Regions from separate parts of the Mus musculus genome. Here region 1 is linked to region 2. Evidence: chromatin contacts called from ENCODE Hi-C or POLR2A ChIA-PET data. All regions are on one chromosome and are shown on one strand. The core of a region is the stretch at or near the end of the contact, and the rest is flanking DNA. Distances in the headings are between cores, read along the strand shown.

Region 1 (3,524 bases), core at 763-3,262, 39 kb before region 2:
GTGTACTCACATACATAAAATAAATAAATCTTAAAAACAAAACAAAACAAGAAATAAGTGGTTAATTAGAAATTGGACTGCAGGTATAGATCAGTGTGGGAAAGCCTGTATGTGTCTGGTATGTGCGAGGTCCCGTGTCCACTTCCTGTCACCAAAAATTGACGCCAAGAAAAACCACCACCACCACCAACAACAACAGAGACACTACCCAGATGCTCAGTTACATTTAAATTTCAGGTTGACAGTAACCTTAGAGTAAAAATGATTTTATCGCAAATATTGTGTGACATACACCTATTCCCAAAAGCAATTTGTTCATCTGTTGAGAAAAGGCCAAGAAGCAGCTCTGGTGAGGACTTCCAGAAGAGGTGAACACCAAGAAAAGACGTTGAGGGAGCAGCGGGTGTTCCTGTGTGCTCGGGGCCTTTCTGAAGCCAGTGTGGATGGGCTTCCTTGAGTGTAACTGTGTTAAAGTGCAGATTCTGGGCCCTCTCCTAGGCTGGTGACTGATGGGAGCGGCTGCGGCTCTACAGCTCTGGGTGAGCAGACACCAAATTTGAGGCCCTGCGTGCTGAGGTGTTTGTCTCATGTCTGGGGATTCTGTGCAGGCAGCAGTGAAGTGGCAAGACTGTCTTGGGCAGCCTAAGCAGGAGCCACCTTAGAAACAGTGATTTCCCCAGGGCCTGGGACCAGGCTTCCCCACATTGACAGAGGACAATGGTAGAGATCTAGGCCAACCTGCTTCCTCAAGGCTGTGGTGAAGTTGAAATGAGAAAATAAAAAACCGATGTCGTGTAGATTTTGACATGCTCAGGACCACCTCTCCCTCCTCTCCCTCTCCTCCTCCTTTTCCTACGTTTTTGGTGGTTGTTTTGAGATAGACTCTCACTATGTAGCTCTGGCTGTCCTGCAACTTAGACTAGATTGGCCCAGAACTCACAGAGATCCACCTGCCTCTGCCTCCCCAGTGCTGGGATTAAAGGTGTGTGCCACCACCACGCTGGGTTTAGGATCTTCTTGTCAGAGCTGGGTGGGGCTTGGCATGGAGTGACACCTCCTGTCTTGGGGCTCTTCTGCCATGGGTCTGACAGGTGCTAAATGAGCATTCTACCGTGGAGCTATAGCCCATGGACTTACTGCCCTTTCCTGTCAGTCAAGAGGGTCTCTTGCAGGAGGAACAGCTGTCTAACGCTGAACTGGGAACACACAGCCAGCCATTGTTTCCCACATCAAGTTAAGCCTAACACCAGCTTGCACCTCCCTGAGGAGGACTGTGCATCACTGTTCCATCTCAGGGATCCCTCCCACCCAGAGTTTACCTAGGAACTCCTGAGCTCAGAGGTCCCGTCTCTGCCACATTGACCTCAGGCTATGCTCAAGAGTCCCTCACTGTTCTCCATCCCTGGGGATCTGTGTGCCTATACAAAGCCCAGGTCACTGCCCAGAGGGCAGTGTGCACTGCATTGCTGCCTCGGGAAGCAGGCTGTCCTTAAACTGCCCAGCAGAGAAAGCCTCTCCCTGCTGGGCCATGGGCAACCCCATGGATGGCTTTTACATCCTTAGAAAGGCTGTTCTTTCCTGCCTGGACACTGTCAAAGCACAAAGGATTCCTTCATCTTTTCATCCTTCCTGCTCCCCGCCCCCCAACTTGGCTGAGAAAGGCAAAGACATGCCTTACCCTCTGGGCTTGGGGAAGAGGCTACCACTCTCACTAAAGCTCTGGCCTCCAGCCAGATAACTGACCAGTGTCAAAGATGGTGCATGGGTCAGGAAAACGGTGTTTGCCTGATGATCGGTAGTCCAAAACCAGGTGGCGCTCTAGGCCCACCCTGGGACCTGCCAGAGCTTGCCACATCTTGTTTCCGGTCCCACTCAACCTCGCTAAATTGCGGCTCACTTCCCTCTCACTTGGGCTCCCAGGAGGAGTGCTGCCAAATACCCAGCTTACCCAGGGCTGGCTGACTGGGTGCAGTGCCAGGTGTATGTTGGTCTGTGCTTTCTTTCTCAAGTCAAAGCCAGTAGCCAGGGCCTCATGCCAACCCTGTGCAGACTGGCCTCTGCGGCATAGCGGTTCTTCCCGAATTTCCTTGCTGAAACGACACTTGGGATGACCCTAGTTGGCGCATCCTCTGGGCTCACCCTCCCCCACCAAGAAGCTGACCCACTTTTCTCTCTCCCCATCCATTGCTGCACTGAACGCTAGGCGCCTTCACCCAGAGAACAGGACCCCATCTAGGCCTCTAGTCTCTTACTCTGAGGATTTAGGACTTTCCTGCCAGAGTACGAGTTATGAGACAGAAATTTCCCGCCAACCTTGCGTCCTAAGAGAGTGTTGGAGTGAGGTCCGCCAGCTGGGCAGGGGTTCAAGTCCCTCTGGGGCCGCTGCATGAAACCTGGGTTAAGGAAGATCTGAAAAGGGCTTCCCAGAGGTAGGTCCCTCAGCCTAGAGGCCAGGCTTTCAGGCCCCACCCGCACCCCACCCCGACCCCTCTCACACCATCCTTACTCTGAAGCTCACCACATGGTGGCGCTGTAACAGAGCTACACCTATAGATGGTCCCGGGTTTCAGGCTTCATCCCATCTCCCACCAACTATCCCTTTGTCTCCGTTTACTTGGCTGAGGTACATGGTCCACAGTAGTCTGGTGGCTGGGAAGTTCTTTCACACAGTCCTCCAGGCAGTGGGGGCCCGGATGAGGGACGTAGATCGCATCCATTCCGGGCTTTGGAATACTCATTGCCTGGTCTGGGTGCTGAGACACTGCGACCTGCACTGGCTGTGGGTACAGGGTGCTGAGACACTGAGACCTGCACTGGCTGTGGGTACAGGGAGAGCACAGAGTAACCCCAGGTGCCTGCCAGAACTTACCAGGCCATCTGCTCCAGAGAGGGGGATGGGAGTATTTGGGAGGGGGGGCTAGTCTTTAGGGCAGGGCTTAAACTTTTTCTGTTCGCCACCCCTGTATGAGACCCTAGCAATATAGAGACAAAAAAAAAAAAAAAAAAAAAAGCAAACAATTACATTTACAAGTAATAACTCACAAAGAAATTTTAAAAGCGATTCTTAGACATACATATAATTATAGCATTTATTAAGGATGAAAGCAAGTTTGTATAGAGGTTTGTTATATTTACATAAGGAATATGACATTGGCTATATATTTCACACTGTAGAACATGGAATATCTCCAGTATTTTTCAGAGGCAATGTAAATTCAAAATAGCAGAAATATGTCTAGAGCCATTTCAGAAATTGTGGGGAATTCTGTCTTAGTCTCAGAGCCACAATTCACTTAATGATTTTTTTTTAAAATGAAATTCAAGACAGCAGCTCAAACAGCAAATCTGAAAATCAAATATGCTTACATAATACAACCCAGAGATACATTTGTGGGATACATGCTGAGGGGTGTCAGTGGGAAAATATCAAAAGTGTTTGTTTCCCATGATTAAGCCTCCATGTTTGGGTAAGAACAGAAGCCCGTGTGTGTGCTGTGAAAACACTGTGGTTTGTATTGCACCTA
Region 2 (3,472 bases), core at 940-3,439:
TACTTTGTGAAGTTTTCCTGGGATGCTGCACTCTGGAAAAGAGAGGAACATTCTAGAGTGTCAAAGGAAGGGCCGGCCAGTCTGTGGAGACTTCTGGAGAGCTGGTGAGGTGGGGTAGATAAAGAGCAAGCCTGGGGAGGTCCAGAGACCACCACATCTGTTCAGATTCCAGCAGGCCAGGGTTTCTGCATGGCTGTCCCGTGTCCTGCTGAAGTTGGGATATTTTTCTGCAGAGAAGTATTTCTGGACTCTGAGAGCATCCAAACATATTTTTAGGCTTACTTCTTAGCTAACAGTCAGAGAAAGGGATCTTTAGGATTGATTTACCAGGGGCTGGGGTGTGGCTGGCCAAGGGTAAAGGGTTTATGCTCCACCTCTAGCTTTTAAAGAAAAAGATGAACTTGGTAGTTTAAACAGGCTGCAGTGAGGCTACAACTCACATCTAATTGCAAATTATGCAACCATGAGATTTAGATAGAGAAAGACCCAAAATCCATTAAGAACTTACTGATATACATGTGGTTAAAAAAACAAACAAACATTTCATCTACCTGAATGTACTGATTACAAATGGCAATTTCGTGAATCTGAAATAAGAGAATGTTATAAGGAATTATTGCCAGCTGCGTTTCCCAATGAACAGCTGCATCTAATTTTCACAATTAATTAGTAGGTCCGGATCCATGTCCTTACCTCTTCTAACTTATTAATAAAATTAAAAAATTTAAAGTTAAATGTTAAGGAAAAGCAGGAATGAGTTCTGTATGTACCCATGCCTTGCACACACAAACATCTTTAGTGAATATAAGGTATGATGTTGAATTCGTATACAGGCTTATTTGTGTGTGTGTGTGTGTGTGCAAGTGTATACATGAAGGCCAAAGGTTAGTGTAAGTTGTCTTTCTCCAACTGCGCAACATCTTGCTCTTTGAGACAGGGTGTCTCACAAAATCCTAGCTGTTACCAACTGAGTCCAGGGAGATCTGTTTGTCCCCAGCTACCTCTGTCCCCTTCATTATAGTTACAGCCTTTTGAGAGCACCTTCCTCTTGTTTTAATTTTAGTGCTGAGGGTCTCAAGTGCTCACAAAGTTCTTATTCTTTCAAGGCAGGGTTCTTTATCATCTGAGCTGGCTCTCCAGCCTCACTGGCCTGGTCCTTTTGAAGAAACTATAAACCAAAGTTTACAAGGTTTCCCCGCCTCTGGTCTTTTATTTTGTAAGTGAAAATGCTTATATGTCCTGTGGAGGGAACCCAACGGAACCTTGGCTCTGGGTTTGAGGAGTGAAGGATGTCTTTGGTATTAGTAGAATTTATCTCAAACGACATCCTTCCCATGGTGTTTTCCTGTGTTATTTGCCGCAGGACTCGGAGTAGGATTCGTCTTTAAGAGCTGAAGCTTAAGGGATTTGCCAAACTTTACGTTTAGAGGTTTCTTGATGCACACATCTGTGGTTTAGATTTCCACCCAGGGCAACCCCAACGGCAATGACAAATCAAATCGTGGTGAGCACTCTTTCTTAGGAAGGGCTCCGAGGCACGCACTTACTCACTCGTTTGTAGCTGAGAAGGTGACAGCGCTGTGCACCTGAAGCCACGCTGCGGATGAAAAGACTTATTTCAGCCTTGCATCTGAACCCACAGTGCTTCCGAGGCAGGAAGACACTCAGATGTATTTAATAAGGGATGTTGGAAATACCTTTAAAAACAGCACGGCGAAGTAGGGAGCTTTAACGAACTGCTTTGAACTCTCAACCCGAGAGGAAGGAAACAACCAGTGGTGGCAAGTGTAAGGGGGGGGGGGAGTTTGGGGGCTCCGGCCTGGGCCTGCTGGGGTCGGGTCCAGGCGGGACGCGAAGCCCGCGGGCTTCGGCCGTGGCCGGACTAAGCGCGCGGCCCGCTGGCTCCCGAGGTTACACACGGACCGAGAGCCGGGTGACAGCAGCGGACGCTTTTGCCTGGCGTCGCGCGAGCTTCACCCTCCTCCCAGACCGCCGGCCTAGATCGCTCCGCAGGAGGGCGCGAGCCAAAGCGCGGCTTGGTGCCTGGGCTGCGGAGATAAACCGGGTGGGGACGCCGGACGCTCACGAGCGGGCGGGCTGGACGCGCCACTGGCCCTCGACCAATCGCCAGCGCCGGCGATGATTCAAAAGGTCGAGGGACCAATGGGGAGCTCAGGGCAGCCTCGCTAGGGGCGGGACCTCGGGGGCGCGAGAGCGCGGCCGGCTGTGTCGCGCGCGGAGTCGCCGCTGGCTGCTGGTGACTGTCCTGGAGTGGCTGGAGTTCCCGCCGGAGCGCGGCCAGGTGAGCGTCGGCGCGGGACTCCGCCGCGTGTGGAGAGCGGGTTCCCCGGGGCGGCCGGCGAGGCTGGGGCCGCGCGGGCCGGAAGTCGAGCGCGGGTTTCGGATGGCGGACAACCCCCGATCCCCGTCTCGGACGCGCGCGTTGGGTGCCCCGGCCGGGCCGGGCTGGGCTGTGCTCGCCGCGGCTTCCCGGCCCTCGGAAAGCGGGCGGCCTTCGGAGGAGGGGTTAACCGCCTCTGGCTCCTGCCAGGGCGCCGTCCCGCCTATCCGGGCCTCCTGAGTGCTTCTGCGCGGTGACAGCGGACCTCGCGCCTCCAGCAGCTTCGAGGGCCACTCAGTGCGCGCTGGGGTGCGGAGGGCCTGCTCCGGGGCACTTCGGCGATGGCGGGCTGGCCTGGCGTTGCGCCCGCCCGCCCTGTGTAGCGCACTTGGTGTGCTAGGGCCGTGGCTCAGGTGCAGGAGCAGGACTAGATCTGGGGCTACAAAGTAGCAGCTGCTCTGAGGGTTAGAAGATGGGGCTACAGAGAAGCGCGGGATGGAGGACCTAATACGGACAGAGAGGGTGATGATGAGCGTTGACTGGGGAGTTGGGGCGGGAGTGAGTAAGGACTGTTAAGATTAGCGTGCTTTTGGGTATTAAGGGAAAAGGCCACTCTGCCAGGACAGCCAGCTTTCTCCTGCACGGCTCTGAAGGGGCACAGACCCTGCGAACGCCTTCCTGTTTGCGTTTTGCCTAGCAGGCCTGTGCCGGCTCAGGTGTTAAAGGGTAGCTGTGAGCCACCATTTGAGCTTTTTCTTTCTGCCACATTAAGTGAATTTGGGAGAGGGGGGGAAACGATTAAAGATCTTAGTAACGCACCGGAGCATCGTAGAAAGAAATCGGCCACACTGATACATAGTGTTATATTGTACCATAATATGTGAGGCGTTCAGTGCCAAATGACCCTCGGGTTAGCAAGAATCTGGGTTGACAGGAAAAAAGCCTGAGGATTCTTGAATTTCTGCGGTATGTGGTTGAGGGTACAGTTTAGCGAGTGACTTTTCTTTGCAAACAACCTGTTTGTTTAGGGAAGCCTGTGTGCGTCTCTTATGCGTTACTTGGGTGCATAAGAATACACGGGAGTCTGGAGCCTCCTTGTCCTATCCAGTATAATTATCTCCTGTTGGGCAA

Evidence for each region. A loop is a pair of places that touch in the nucleus more often than their neighbours do. ChIA-PET counts read pairs that join two places held with the same protein, here RNA polymerase II (POLR2A).
Region 1: a loop to region 2 is called in a map of heart, with 4 times the contacts of the local background. The contact joins the enhancer-like site here to the promoter of Lbr in region 2. A Hi-C loop is called at or near these places in 14 of 37 maps with a recorded cell type or tissue (CH12.LX, Patski, T-helper 17 cell and 5 more). POLR2A ChIA-PET finds 5 or more read pairs at or near these places in 3 of 5 experiments (Patski and embryonic stem cell).

Annotation. Positions count from the first base shown.
Region 1 is chr1:181,880,084-181,883,607 of GRCm38, reverse strand. It overlaps Gm33669 (a long non-coding RNA gene), which reads right to left. Exons shown (of 4, transcript XR_865801.2): 2 at 2,628-2,972; 3 at 2,314-2,382. Among named protein-coding and RNA genes, the nearest start is that of Gm33669, 3.4 kb to the right of the region's middle. Within about 2 kb of position 2,012, at least 1 of the 3 ENCODE cell types and tissues checked has a DNase peak (open chromatin) inside an H3K27ac peak, as active enhancers do; it is heart, where a contact is called at or near this core.
Region 2 is chr1:181,841,118-181,844,589 of GRCm38, reverse strand. Lbr (lamin B receptor) reads left to right here and starts at 2,189. Exons shown (of 14, transcript NM_133815.2): 1 at 2,189-2,302.